Regions from separate parts of the Homo sapiens genome. Here regions 2, 3, 4 and 5 are each linked to region 1. The links are chromatin contacts, found by Hi-C or POLR2A ChIA-PET in ENCODE. All regions are on one chromosome and are shown on one strand. Each heading gives the region's core, a stretch centred on a gene start or an enhancer-like site at or near the end of the contact. The rest is flanking DNA. Distances are from core to core; before and after follow the strand shown.

Region 1 (2,700 bases), core at 12-2,511:
CTCGATCTCCTAACCTCGTGATCCGCCCGCCTCGGCCTCCCAAAGTGCTGGGATTACAGGCGTGAGCCACCGCGCCCGGCCCGGTTTGTTTCTTTAACCTTAACTCAGTTGCACTTAAAACTCCAAGAACCTCATTCATTCAAAAACACTTGAAACCGTACTATGCGTTGCGTGATGAGGAAACTGTCTTCGAAATAGATTTTATCCCCAACAGCAGCCCCAGTATGGTTATTCTCAGTAAACAACAAGCACCACCACTCACTAACCACCTACATTCGGTGCCACCTTAATGGCCCTGCGTTTACTTAATCTCGTATTACAACCACCCCAAAGTGATGATTACTGTTACAGTTATCAGTAAGGAATCCAGGAAGGTTCAGTGACCTAGACAAGGCCACACAGCGGGTTCAGTGGCAGAGCTGGGACTGAACACAAGTCGGCCTTTAGCACTCTCCACGACCCTAGGTCAATCCCGCACTACAGGGGTCGCCTATAGGGGCTGGAACCTAGAGGAATCCTGGAGAAGGAATTATTTCCTGAGGATTCCTGTAATATACCTCACTTACGAAGCCCCCAGGGCTTCCTACAATCTGATATATCACATGATGGGCGATTAAAAACCAGCCCAATGATTAAGAGGTCACTATTTCTGAAAGAAATGCAACCATATCCAGGAACGGCCCGGTCAGGACTTCGTTCTGCACAAGCCCACCTCACGCTAACATTTGCCCTGATGTCCCGGGGACCACACCCTTCCTAAGAGTGAGTCTCGCCGCCCTTTTCCCAGGCCAGGTAGTCAGCCTGAGGGAGGTGGAGGGTTTGCGCGGAGGGGGCTGGGTGGGCGCGAGGGCCTTTTACTTCCGGGACCCACCACTGCCCTCACCTCCAGACCGCTAAGGGCTCCCGCGGTAAACGCCCAGCAGCAGCTAGGCTCCCCACAAAGTCGCCCCCAACCCAAAAGGCGTACTTACGCCCCCGCCGCTGCGTCCGCACGTCGTCGTGACGACAGCCCGCCGTCGCCGCGATATAAAAAAAGGGTCAGAGGCGCCACGGCTGCTGCAATGGAAACCGTGGCAATCCTTCTTGTGCTCTGAGTCGGCTAGGAGGGAGCGGGACGCAGGGGGCACTACAGTGGGTAGACTAGGAAGGAAGGCAAGGGACGCGAGGTGGGAACCAGGCGAATTCCTAGACCTGCTTGCCGCAGAAGAGTGCCCGCTCAAGTGGAACAAAAGCGCAGCTAGTAACCGGCTAGTGGCTTCTCTGGCAACGGCGGCCCCACCCCTCCCGTCAGGCCCGCAGCAGGCTGCCGATTGGTCCGGGTTAGGGACGGCGGGCAGCGCCTATAGCTATTGGAGAGGGTGAGGAACGGGGCAGGGAGGGCAGCTTCGTGTCTATCCTTGTTTCTCGGGTAAACATTTTTTTTTAAGCGTTTGTTTATGGACAAGGACAGCATTTGTGTACGTTACCGAAAATCATAACCGAGCCCAACTAGAAAAAAAGGAAATAAAGCCAATTCCGAGTTTTCTGGCGCTTGGCCTGGTTGTGCCCTGCTTTTGCTTTTTAAAGAGAAGATTTGAAAACGTGAAGGCAACTGCGACCGGAAGAAACCTCCTTTTAAATGTATAGTAGTATTTTTAGCTGAGATGCCTCCCTGGGCCTCAGGTTTTTTCCTGTTAAATGAGGAAGCCTGAGGATGTTCTGCAAGGTGCCTTCAGGGTCTCAAAGTCTTTCGTATCTGTGCCACAGCCAGCTGGTCTGGTTTATAAAGTCCTGAAGAAGCAAAGCAAGATTTTAATTGGAAAAATATCTTCATTCAATGCCTCTACTTAATATTCATGTTAAGAATCGTACACCAACCTATGAAGTTCACAAGTAGAGTAACTGTCAACTAAGCCATAACCGTGGCATGCTGCTACCTAAATAATTGGTTTCACTAAAGCACTCCAGCAATGTTTTTCCACCAGTACTGTAATTGTCCCTTTCATAATTTAAAGCGGGAGACAGAATTAGTAAATTTTTTAGTAAAGGGCCAGTGATATGGTTAGGCTCTGAGTCCCCGACCACATCCCATCTTGAATTGTAATCCCCATAATCCCCACGTGTCAAGAGAGAAACCAGGTGAAGGTAATTGAATCATGGGGGCAGTTCCATAATCCCCACGTGTCAAGAGAGAGACCAGATGAAGGTAATGGAATCATGGGGGCCGTTTACCCCCATGCTAGTGAGTTCTCAAGCTATCTGATGGTTTTGTAAGGGGCTCTTTCCCCTCCACTGGGCACTTCTCCTTAACGAAGAAGGTGTCCTGCTTCCCCTTCACCTTCCGTCATGATTGTAAGTTTCCTGAGGCCTCCCCAGCGACGCTGAACTGTGAGTCAATTAAACCCCTTTCCTTTATAAATTACCCAGTCTCAGGCAATTCTTTATAGCAGTATGAAAATGTGCTCATACAGCCAGATAATATTTTATTAATAGGTTTTGCAGGTCATATGGTCTCTGTGATACTATTTAACTCTGCCATTGTCTTACCAAGAAAAGCCATAGATGATACATAAACATAAACATATGAGCTCACTAAAGTACGTTTGTGTGCAGGATGCAACACTACAGTGTTGGGTAGAAATTGTGATTTCTATCTTCATGGCAACAAATGGGGACTAGAATGTAAAAATAGCAGGCAATGAAATAGAATAAAGATACTTG
Region 2 (2,700 bases), core at 104-2,603, 1.5 Mb before region 1:
AGCAGTAGTTAGAAGGGGAGTTAAGGTCAGGGCTTACATTTTTGAACGATCAAGCTCATAGGAAAGCAAGAATAAGGACAAGAGTAGGCTCGTGGATCCCCCAGCTCCTGGCTGGAAGGAATGAGCCCTAGTGAAAAGCTAGGATGGTAAGGATGTGACCTGTGCAGGTGGACTCAGATATGAAGGAAGGGAAATTAAGGGAGTTCATGCCAGATGAAGAAAGCAAAGATTGGGAGGTCAGCTGGGGAATGAGACAGGGCAAAGCTCAAAGACCTTGGGGAAAGTGGCAAGGCTTGATTAAGTGTTGCTCTTGCCTGACCCTGCCTCTGAATTTTAGTTCCCATGATGGATCCCTCTTCCTGCTTCTTCTCTCTCTGCCTCCTGCCAGATTTCCATAAGCTCACGCCCCACTGGCCTGCTTCTCTTCTCCTCCCCTGCAGCCCCGATGGGCCTTCTAGCTGCTGCTGACAAATGTGCCTTCCTACAACATCTACCATGATGGACCAGCTCTGCCTCTCTCTGGCATCTGAGCTACCTCCCATCCCCAGATCCTGGGGACTCTCCTATTGTCTCCTAAGTGATCTCTCCCTCTCCAACCCACCTCTCATCTTTCTAAAACCCTGCTTTGCATTTTGCAACTCCCACCTTCTCAACACTCAAGATCCTACATGGGCTCTTTCTTGCCAGATGAGGCAGTTCAGCTGTGGGCTGAAGACTGGCCACAGGCCTATTTAATTGGGCCTGCATGGTCTTTTAACAAAAAATGAAACTGATTGTCTTTACACAGGGCATGATCTGTCTAGTTAGCCACAGGCACCACCCCTCCCTATTTCCTTATATCCACTCCAGACCCAATTCATATACCCATGTTATCTGCCTAGTCTCTCTTAGATATCTGACAATGAAGTCCACAGGACCCTAGGATCCAAGGCCTTCCAGTCTCTGGCTCCCTTATGTCTCTCAAACCAGATTGTCATTACTATTCAAACTCCTTATTCCAGAAATCAGTCTGCCCAGTCTCCCCTTTCTACCCACGGCCCTGGCATGGCCTCCCTAGACATATGTATACCTGTCTCCCACCCTGCCTTTCCTCCTATCTGCAATGCCTTCCCCTTTCCTCTCCACCTGTTACACTGAAATCAGGCTTATATTCTACCTTCTCAAAGAGGCCTCCATGGACCATCCAAGCCCACAGCATTTTTTCAGCCTAGGCCCCCTCATTCAGCCCTTATGTATATTTCTTTGTGCCTTCAGTTATCTTTTTTGAGTACATTTCTCATTTCCTCAAATAAGCCTGGAAATAGGGTTCTCTATTAGTCACACACAGGAAAAGCCACACAGAACAGGTCTGCCTCCATGTCATCTATCTCTCATGTGACACAACCGTTGACTCATAAATCTTGGTCATTTCCTGACAACCATAAACCACTAGAGCAAGCACAGATTCACAGTGCCTTCAGGGTAGAGGCCATGTCTCATAGTTAGTACACTGCCTAAAACCTAGCAAGGTAGTCAATAAATGTTTATGATGAGAAAATATAAAATGCAGAAAAAAACATAAAGAATAAAATAGGTTCACCACTGAGCAGTAAATTCTCTGACTTGATGAAAACAACGCCTGTTGTGATTCACTGTCACTCAGGCATCCAAGGACAGGTATATTTTGCCAAGGCAAGAAGTTGGGACCCACTAGAAGAAGCAGGAACTAGAAGGTCCAGAGCTGCAGCCACAATGCTGCAGTAATTTACAAAGTGAACTTGGTCAAATCTCTCAACAGTATTGATTCTTTGAGGTAATGGGATCTTTCCGCCACATACTCTGCAGAGTTAACAACAATCTGGTGGTGAGGGAGAGCAGGTGGCTGGGCTGGAGGGACAACTGTCAGTGCAGGAGGGAAGATGACTCCTGCCAATAACTCTTGGTTCCCTTACCCCTTATCCCAGCTTCTGTGTTGATCCCTAGGTCCACGACAGGGCATAATTCCAGCAAACACCCTTTACTCCCAGTTCCCACCCAACATGTTTGCCATAGATACACAATGAACATAGTAGTCCCCAGCTGAAATTTTCGAAGTACAATGTTAACATGGAATTTGATAAAATTCTACCATTGGCCAGCACACACCATACTATTCCAGATGTTGAATTAGCCCAGTGATATGACGCCTGAGTCACAGACGATGACCACATTTCTCCTTTGGCAGAAATCAAAGCCCTAAGAGAGGGTGTTCCTGAGTTCTGGAACATGAAACCTTCCAGGAGGCTGGGTGTTGGCAGGAGGGTTGGATGTAGTTGGGTACTGGAACCTCTCCCTATACCTTCTTTTCAAAGAGGTCAAATTTGAGAAATGTTTCTCCACCTTGCACTCAGAAAATATTCAATAATTGTTTGTTTCAGCTTAAGAGGAAGGTTTCAGTTTTCTAAAAAGAAGAAAAGCCAGAAGTTCTGAAGAAGGGGGCATGAGAGGGGAATAAAAGAAGCTGAGTGCATTTGGTGTAATGGAACTGAAGGGGTCTGGACCAGAGGAAATGGAAGAAGTAAGAGGGCAGGGCAGTGGTTACATTGGAAACAAGAACACTGATTTGGGAAAAGCACTTCTAAACTGACTGCCAAGGGAGGTGTCTGAAACAGTGGCGTGGGGGGAAAAGAAAGAACCAAGAGCCAGACTTGAGGTAACAAATGGCTACATATGGCAGAGACA
Region 3 (2,700 bases), core at 169-2,668, 1.6 Mb after region 1:
GTGACCTTTTGCAGTGTCAGATTTGTGGAGGGACACAAGGAAACACTAACTCTTTACTGAAATGTGGTCTTGGGCCCAGCAGCATCTGAATCACTGGTGAGCAATTTAATTTTAGACTCTCAGATCCCACTCCAGACCTGCTGGATCATAGTCTTCATTTCAACAAGGTCCCTAAGTGATCTGCACACAGATTCAGGTTTGGGAAGTCCTGCTGTAGCTCACACGTTCTCTCTCTCTCTCTCTTTCTCTCTCTCTCCTTTCTTGCTTTGGCTTCTTTATTCACCATAGAGAATAGTGTTGAGTATTTCTGATGAGGAAATATCCTTGCAAAAAAGGCTCTGGGTCTTTATTTCTCTTCAGATTCCAATTTCCTTAATTTTTTTTTTTTTTTTTTTTTAGCTGCCAAACATAGTTTGAGTTTCTAATACCTGTCTCAACTTACAAGCACCCACTTCAAGTCTGCTGATAGATGTACACTGGGCCTCTTATGTAGCGTCTAAAAATATTCTTTCTAGGGCCGGTGCAAATGCCTTGATGGGGCCAGCTTTGGCCTATTGATGAGACAGGGTCGACGTTTGATAGAGGATCTTTGGTACATCACAGCGGTGAGACCAAATTTAGAGAATGATTATCATTTACTAAAAGTTCAGAAAGGGAATAAAATCTTCCATCAGAACCTACTTATTAAGGTTACCTTAACAATAAACCATAAAATGAATGGAATGTTGGCCTTGTGGACCGGTTCCTAAAAAAGACAATGCAAATATTTTAAACTAAAATGTAAGGAGATGGGACAGGGCTTTGGAAAAGTGGGAGTGGGGTAGAGTGATTTAGTAAAGAGAATAAATCTCAACAGGAATTTTGTTTCTATAACATTAGCATAATTCTGTGACATTAGTACTTCTTCCTCACTCCCTCACCCATCTCATTTCAAAAAGGGAAATATTTAAACATGAGTTTTAAAAGATTCATTTTGAGATGGAAATAATACAAGAATAACTATTGCTGTCTTCACTTTTTCTCTCTTATTTTCTTTCCGGAGACACGATGTCCCATTTATGATGCTTTTATGTCTATAAACGATTTGGGGAAAGCACTGAAACCAAATCTGTAAACGTGCAAGCCTTCTGCATTGGTGGGGAGGGGATAGGGTGAGGGGGAGACACAAATTGCAAAGAGCAGAATAATCAGATACAGAGGGACTTTGATCTTCTGGAGACCTAAGCTAATAGATGTTAAGTGCAGTTCAGTGGAAGTAATAACCCATGAAGAAAACAAAATCTGCAAAATGACAAAATGCTGCAGTCCACTGATCAAGGAAGACATTGGAAAATTACTATGAAAGCATCCTTAGCCCAGCAGATCCAAGGTGAAAAAAGGGCTGCGTCTGCCAACCAGCAGCCAGACATTCCAGGCAGACTTAGCCGTCTCCCATTTTGTGGCCAGATTAACACTCTGTGTAACCTGAATGCCTTCTCACTGAAAAGGCATGAACTGGCACCACTGCAGCCCTGGGCTTCATCTCTCCCAGTGACGCCATAGTGAATCACTGTGAGGCTAGCTACAGACTCGGTGGGGGCATTCCAGGGGCCGTTATTACCGTTAATCAATTAGGAAGAGTTAAGAATTTCTGAATATATGCCAAATGCAGTGCTGGTCATTTTTTTGACATCAGTAGGACATACTTGAGATAAATTTGACATCTGTCAATAAATTAGTATTTCACCAAGCAAACTACTTAGAAAAAAATTGGAAATTTACGGACATTGAAATGCACTTTAGAAATCCAGAAACTTTATAAAGGAGAACTCCTTAATACTAGTCTATTTAAGTTATATTTTATTATGAGTATTTATTTATTGAGCAATGACTACATCACATATGTTGTATACAAGATAGGGCAGAATTAATTTAACTGTATAGAACAAACTAAATTTGTATTATCCAAAGAAAATCTACAACTTGAAGTAATTACTTTTGTTGGAGACAGATTCTTTATTGTGAAAATAATTAAACAAACAAACAAACACCATCAGAGAATGTGAGTTAACAGTCAGGAAACTGGGAGAAATGGAGAATGCATTTTAAAAGTCCCACCTTCCCACATTTCATGTAATGGCTAATTAAACATATGGAATACATTATCTGAACCACAAATTAATGTGTTTGGATAGGGTAGGAGCAAACAAATGAAAATGAAGGAAAGCTATGCAATTGGAATCCAGGCATGATGTGGACAAGCTCTGCTGGGCACCAGCATTTGGTTCATGTTTGAAAAAATTACATTAGAACACTTAAAAGCAACATCTTGCTTAGAGGATTCTCCTTTTCAAGAGAAAAATTGAAGTTGGCAAAGCTCGGATAACAATATATACTAGTATTATTGATGGCCAAAAATAAGAGGAAAGGAAATTACACCACTGATTTATTCCAATACATTTAAACTTTCTGGACAGTTTCCACATGTTAAAAAGGACATTGGTGAGCATCTACAGGTATCTTATTAAGCATTGTGCTGCCTCTCAATATAGTTATTTACAGAAAGACTGGCCTTTAAAAATATATTTTGCCTATGGGGAAAATTGAGACTGGACCTACATGATGCCAATGGTACTTATAGAAAATTAAAACTCCTCAATTGTTGGAAAAGATATTTTATATCATACATGTATGTATTTTCGAAACAAGTTGCTTCCTTGT
Region 4 (2,700 bases), core at 103-2,602, 1.7 Mb before region 1:
GATCTGATGGATCAAGTTTTGCCGACTGGATCCAAATTCATAAATCTACCTCTAACTTCTAAATTTCAAAATAGCTTGACGTGAACTTTAAAGGCATTTCTTTCCTCTCCAAATTTCTAATTCTTTACAAATTTTATTCACTCTCCTAAATGAGTCAACTCATACCAACCTTTCTAGTTCAGGATCAAACTGTAGGATCACCAGAATTTTCTTCTACCCCACAGTAAGCCAAACCCCCATGAACCATGAAAAGGTCCATGACATCCATCACCCACAGCTAACTCTACACCTTGACTCTAATCTGAATTGTTAGAAAGCCCAGGAAGTTCAAGAAGCCTCCACCCTTACACTTCTAAATCACCTTCTTTTCTAATCCTCAACCTATTACAGCGTCCAGAAAAGAGAAATCTCAATTCTCTCAGATTCAAGAACTTTATCAGCGTTGCTAGTAATCGCAGTTTGGCATTTACAACTATGGGTCCTGAAACTGGGTAATAATCTAAAAATTCCTACATTATACGTGCAGACAGCAAATTAGTATATTCTATGTCCTGGGCCCAAGCGATATGCCTAACTGGGCAATCAGCATAGGCTCAAAAAATGTGCAGGGAGCTCACAATTCAGTTTACTGTCGTTGACTATAAAATTCTAAACCAAAGTATTTTCATGATAAAATTATAAACCAAAGTATTTTCACACATGCCTGCCTCTTGGATGATGTAAATTCTTCCCCTAGACTTTTTACTAGACCACTATCGGGGTTCTCTTCCACTGCAGCGGCCACCCAATAACTCGTTTTAAAGACTGCCTCTTGCGGCTGCACTAGCAAATCGCCAAACCCCGCATGCCCCACGGCCGCTGCTGAGACTCTGCAGCCCCAAATCGGCCATCCCCTCCTCCCCCACGTCCCCGCGCTGCTCGTCCCCCAACGCCGGGCGCCAACCTTGCTCCATCCCAGAGAGGGTTTGGGGCTCCCCGGGTCAGAGCGCTCCGCAGGCGCAGCTCCGCGAACGCCAGCGAGAGCGGTCCCGGGGCCAGCACCTACCTCCCACCTCCTCCTCCAGGAGCGGCCCGGGTCGACGCTCGCCCGCACCCTGCAACGGCCCCAACAGCCGCGCGGAGCCTCCCGCCGAACAACGGGGCGCTGAGCCAGGTGCCGGCTCTCACCTCCGCGCGCGCCCGCCCCTTGCCGGCGCCCACCCCCGCCCGCCCCTCCCTGGCGGGGCGCGTCACAATCCCCGACGCGAGGCGCTGCTGCTCACCGTCACGGCCCCCGGGAGCGGCGGGGAGTCACCGCTCGGCGTCCTAGCCCGGCTCCCGCAGCCCGAGGGCCAGCAGCGCCTCGCAGCGCCTCCCGCCCGCGGCCCCTCCTCCGCTGCGGGCTCCCGCCTTCCCCGCCCCTTGCAGCCGCCTCCCGGCCTCCGCAGGTTTCCGAGGTTCCCACCCCGCCCCCGCGCGCCGGCGCCGCAGGCCCCGCCGCCTCCCATTGGCTCCGCCAGTTGCTAGGCGATGAACAACCGTGGCCTGCATTGGTCGGGTGGGGGCCTCGGTAGTCTCCTCCTTACCTCCAAAAAAACCCGGAGAAAAAGAAGACCTTATCCCTGCGGTCCGCGCGCGCTGCGGGCGCAGCTGCGGCTGCGGCACCTGTTACGCCCAGTGATTCACCCGGCCGTTTTCTGCTCCCCGCCCCCTTCTGACGCCTGCAGCGTCCGGGGCCGGGGCTCTGTGGGGGCCGGGACTCTGCAGGGACCGGGGTCGTGGCTACTTTAGAGCACGTTTTCCGAGCCCCACTGAACCCCAACACCCAGCCTAGCAGCAAAAGTGAAGCTTCCAGGAGAGCCACGTGCGTTTGCCAAAGTGGAGAAATAAACTGCGGGCACCTAGAATTAGGTCAGGTCCAAGGAACGGGAGGTTCAAGCGTCGGGAGTCGTGGATGCAAACAATCCAGCCGGGAGAAAGTTATATGTAAAATTAGGGCGAAGAAATGGATCTGGGCAGAAGACCGCGGGCAAAGGAAAGACTAAGAAATAGCATTCGTGAACTCAGTTTATGCAAAAATGTCTTACACCCACTCGACAAAGTATGTGCGATGAAAATGTATGCCTGCTGCACCCGTGGCCAGGGTCAGGCTGTCTCCTCCCTGGTTTCATGGCAGCCTAAAATTCACTGGGGAAGAAAAGAAAAGAGGCCAGAGAAAGGAGATCAGATGGAGAAATCACAGGCATATAGGTTACACAAAGATGTTCTTTGATTTTTGTTTTGTTTAGTTTTGGTGAAGCCAAGGGATTTATTCAAAAGGCGAAAAACAGGTTTGGTGTTTTAAGGAGACTCCTGAGAGCACTTTGAAACCAAAACAGTATGAGTGAAGATGCTAACACTGAAAAACAAGAGCGGGAGGAATGTCCACCTCCCAGTTTGCATGCACGTATCCCCAATCCTGGATGAAAGATCAGGGCCAGAAGAAGCACGCCACGGTGACAACTTCAGGGCCCAACGAAATCCTCCTCTTTTCCTTTGGCCAAGCAATCAGAGGCCCGTCTAGCTGCTGTTGAGCCCAGGTGGCGTTACCATTAACAGTTACATTTTTAAAAGGTTTGAACCAAGCTTAGTTGAGCTCTGGGAAGTTTAGCTCTGACCTCAGCAACCCCGGGAAAGGAATAAGATCTGCCTGAATAAACCAGCGGTCTCAATCTTTTGGTC
Region 5 (2,700 bases), core at 139-2,638, 1.4 Mb before region 1:
GTGCCCCTTTGCTCAAACTATGTCTCTCAGTTCTTCTCACTTGCTTCATTAAAATATTTTATATCTATTACTCTATTTTTTTAAAAAAAAACACTTTTGATATGTTCCTCCTTCACAGAAAAGAATGTGGCTACCTCAAACACTTTATTAGGATTCACTCATTTTTTATTACAGGAGGTTAAATAAAATTGGTATTATGATGGCCTCTGTATGGAAAATGTGTCGTTTTTAGAGTTCCGGCCACAGAAACTGACCTATGAACGGTTTTCTAAAGGAGAAGGGTGTGCCTGTGGAAAGTTCACGGCAACGGGAGTTTGACTCCTCTTAAGGTATGAAGAGGAAGACAGGCTAAAGTCTCAAGAAACTTCTGACTCAATAGGGGAAAGCTATCAAATTTCCCAAAAGTTGTGCGATTTTGGTTAGCACATCACAAAGGTGATGAGCAGCTCCTGAGAGTGAAACCCACATCCCATTTCTGGGGAGAACTACGTAGTTGGTTCCCTCTACATAAAATATCAGAGTCTACATCCTGACACCCATAAGAAACCTCTCCCACCTTTCTCTTACTAACCTTTTCTTCCATTCTCAGTTTACAATGACACACAATTTTGTTTCCCACAAGTACCGTTCAACCAGAGACACACACACTTACACATACGTATATATTTCATATATATATATATATATATATATATATATATATATATGTTTGGAGAGCAGGAAACGGGGGAGCCAAGGTCTGTTTGTACTCACAACTTTGGCTCAACTGTGCTGGGGTGGCTGGAGGTTTGACCACGGAGGAGGGGCCCGCTGGCAGCGCCAACCGGCTGAACTGTGCGCCTTTTCATAAAGGCCGAGGAACTGGGGTTAGCCACACTACAACCCTCCCACCTGAGGGAAAGGCCTGTTTGTTCTGGAAGGCACAGCCTAGCCTTATTTAACTAACTGCAAGCAGTTAATATAAGCATTCCCAAGGCAGCAAGCAAGCTCTAGTCTACGAAAGTAAAGCCATCGACTTTAGGAAGATTTCTCCAGTCCAGCATCCTGAAAGATGAAGCCCAGACTCCTCACCTGACGGTTAACCTGAAAACACCTGATCCTCTCTCCGGAATCCTTGCCTGGGGAAAACGATAAGGCTGCCGGGCCATGCCTCCTCCTTCAAAACTTTCCAGGGCTCTCGGGATTCGGAACAGGAAACACCGTTCACGGCCGACTCATTTCGCCCTCGCCGTAACGCGTCCGCCGAAGTTGGAGCCCTGCAAAGCGGGGTTCCCTTCTCTTACCCTTTCTGCCGGCCGCGTGGTGCGCGCAGACCCCGGCCCGAGAGCAGGCGCCGCAGTCGTGGAGTGCGGCGGGCAGTTCTCGGGCGGCTGAAAGGCGGCTCTGTGTGCACCCTGCAGGATGCGGCGCGTGGCCAGGCGCTCCCGCCCCGCCCCCAAGGGGCTGCCCCGCCCCGCCCCGCCCCGCCGCCTCCTACCGGGGACCGGAGCTTCCCCAGTTGGGGTCCTAGGGGACTTATTCCACGCTTCAGCGGACCAGCCTCCCCGCGCTCCCGGAGAAGGGGGTCGGCGACGCGGAGGCGGGGTGGGGGCCGTAGGGGATGGAACCGAGGCGCGCGCGAGAAGAGCCGAGGAAGTAAGCAGTCCCAAAAGGGGGCGGCGGTGGGGCCCCCAGGGAGGCGTGGGGCACGCCAAGGGCGCCGTGGGGCACTGACCTGTGGTGCGGCCCCCAGGACAGGCCCGAGGCGCGGTTGCACACCGGCAGGTCCAGCACCTCCATGCCTCGAGGCATGGCGCGGCCAGGGAGCGGCAGGAGGACACCTAGCGTGGGACGGCTACACCTGTCTGGGCGCAGGCCCGCCGCCCTTGCACTCTCCACCCAAGTGCCCAACGCTGCGGTACGGCCCGCTTTGGCTCGGGGTGTCTGCCGGAGAAGCGCCTTACAGAGGGACCCGGGCGGTGGGCCCTGCGGCAAAGTGGCCCACGCACCCTCCACACCGCTCCCGGGCGGCCGCACCTGGCACTCCCGGCCCTCTGGGGTTCCTGCCTTTTTCGGGGGGGTGGTGGTGAGACCGGGTCTCACTCTGTCGCCTGACCTGCGATCACTGCTGACTGCAGTCTTGAACTCCTGGACCCAAGCGATTCTCCTGCCTCCGCCTCCCAAAGTGCTAGGATTACAGGTGTAAGCCGCTGCGCCTGGCCCCTTCTTTTCTTCACTCTCTCATGCATTCATTTCTTGTTTCCACATGCATTAATTTGTCCGTTGCTTTGGTCATTCCTGTTTTGATGCTTAGGGAAACACTCACTGAGAGCCAAGCCGACCGTTGGGTACTGTGGTCTCTGGGATGACAAAGACATGGTCCTTTCCCTTGAGGACTTCACATTAAACTGACAAGTTCATTCATTCTGGCTTTTCTCTAAAGTGCACGATCATGAAAGTCTGTGACAAGGGCCATATTTCTGAGATGTTAGAAAGTGCGACCGGCGCGCAAGGAATAGGAAAAGCGAGTTGCCCTGCGCCCGCGTCGGGATGAAAGGCAGGGAGCCGGGAGGGAGCGTCAGCGTGGCCCGGCGGGCGCGGAGGGAGGGCGCACGGCCCCAGGGCTGGACTCGTAACCCCAGCGCCCTGCTGCAGCCGCCGTTGCTTTTCCCTCTTGGTGCACGAAAGGAAGACGCCTGTGGGAAATCGAACAGACAATCG

The links. Hi-C counts contacts between places; a loop is a spot of excess contacts on that map. ChIA-PET counts read pairs that join two places held with the same protein, here RNA polymerase II (POLR2A). Pooled maps may share reads with other maps.
Region 2: a loop to region 1 is called in a map of CD4-positive, alpha-beta memory T cell, with 14 times the contacts of the local background. The contact joins the enhancer-like site here to the promoter of ODF2L in region 1. A Hi-C loop is called at or near these places in 2 of 168 maps with a recorded cell type or tissue (CD4-positive, alpha-beta memory T cell and naive thymus-derived CD4-positive, alpha-beta T cell) and 7 of 50 pooled maps.
Region 3: a loop to region 1 is called in a map of ascending aorta, with 4 times the contacts of the local background. The contact joins the enhancer-like site here to the promoter of ODF2L in region 1. A Hi-C loop is called at or near these places in 2 of 168 maps with a recorded cell type or tissue (ascending aorta and naive thymus-derived CD4-positive, alpha-beta T cell) and 10 of 50 pooled maps.
Region 4: a map of CD8-positive, alpha-beta T cell shows a loop between it and region 1 (8-fold over the local background). The contact joins the promoter of SSX2IP here to the promoter of ODF2L in region 1. A Hi-C loop is called at or near these places in 3 of 168 maps with a recorded cell type or tissue (CD4-positive, alpha-beta memory T cell, CD8-positive, alpha-beta T cell and naive thymus-derived CD4-positive, alpha-beta T cell) and 12 of 50 pooled maps. POLR2A ChIA-PET finds 5 or more read pairs at or near these places in 1 of 52 experiments (Panc1).
Region 5: a loop to region 1 is called in a pooled map, with 3 times the contacts of the local background. The contact joins the promoter of MCOLN2 here to the promoter of ODF2L in region 1. A Hi-C loop is called at or near these places in 2 of 37 single-sample maps with no recorded cell type and 5 of 50 pooled maps.

The regions. Positions count from the first base shown.
Region 1 is chr1:86,395,062-86,397,761 of GRCh38, forward strand. It overlaps ODF2L (outer dense fiber of sperm tails 2 like), which reads right to left and starts at 1,262. Exons shown (of 17, transcript NM_001366781.1): 1 at 972-1,262. RefSeq lists an enhancer at 1,187-1,236.
Region 2 is chr1:84,853,163-84,855,862 of GRCh38, forward strand. All of the region lies in intron 2 of LPAR3 (lysophosphatidic acid receptor 3), which reads right to left. Among named protein-coding and RNA genes, the nearest start is that of LPAR3, 39 kb to the right of the region's middle. RefSeq lists an enhancer at 1,261-1,510. Within about 2 kb of position 1,354, at least 6 of the 41 ENCODE cell types and tissues checked have a DNase peak (open chromatin) inside an H3K27ac peak, as active enhancers do.
Region 3 is chr1:87,954,758-87,957,457 of GRCh38, forward strand. No RefSeq gene overlaps it. Among named protein-coding and RNA genes, the nearest start is that of LINC01773, 50 kb to the left of the region's middle. Within about 2 kb of position 1,419, at least 2 of the 41 ENCODE cell types and tissues checked have a DNase peak (open chromatin) inside an H3K27ac peak, as active enhancers do.
Region 4 is chr1:84,689,109-84,691,808 of GRCh38, forward strand. It overlaps SSX2IP (SSX family member 2 interacting protein), which reads right to left and starts at 1,353. Exons shown (of 14, transcript NM_001166293.2): 1 at 1,263-1,353. RefSeq lists a silencer at 805-1,564.
Region 5 is chr1:84,995,725-84,998,424 of GRCh38, forward strand. It overlaps MCOLN2 (mucolipin TRP cation channel 2), which reads right to left and starts at 1,389. Exons shown (of 14, transcript NM_153259.4): 1 at 1,072-1,389. The coding sequence starts at 1,148. RefSeq lists silencers at 732-781, 1,392-1,681 and an enhancer at 2,252-2,700.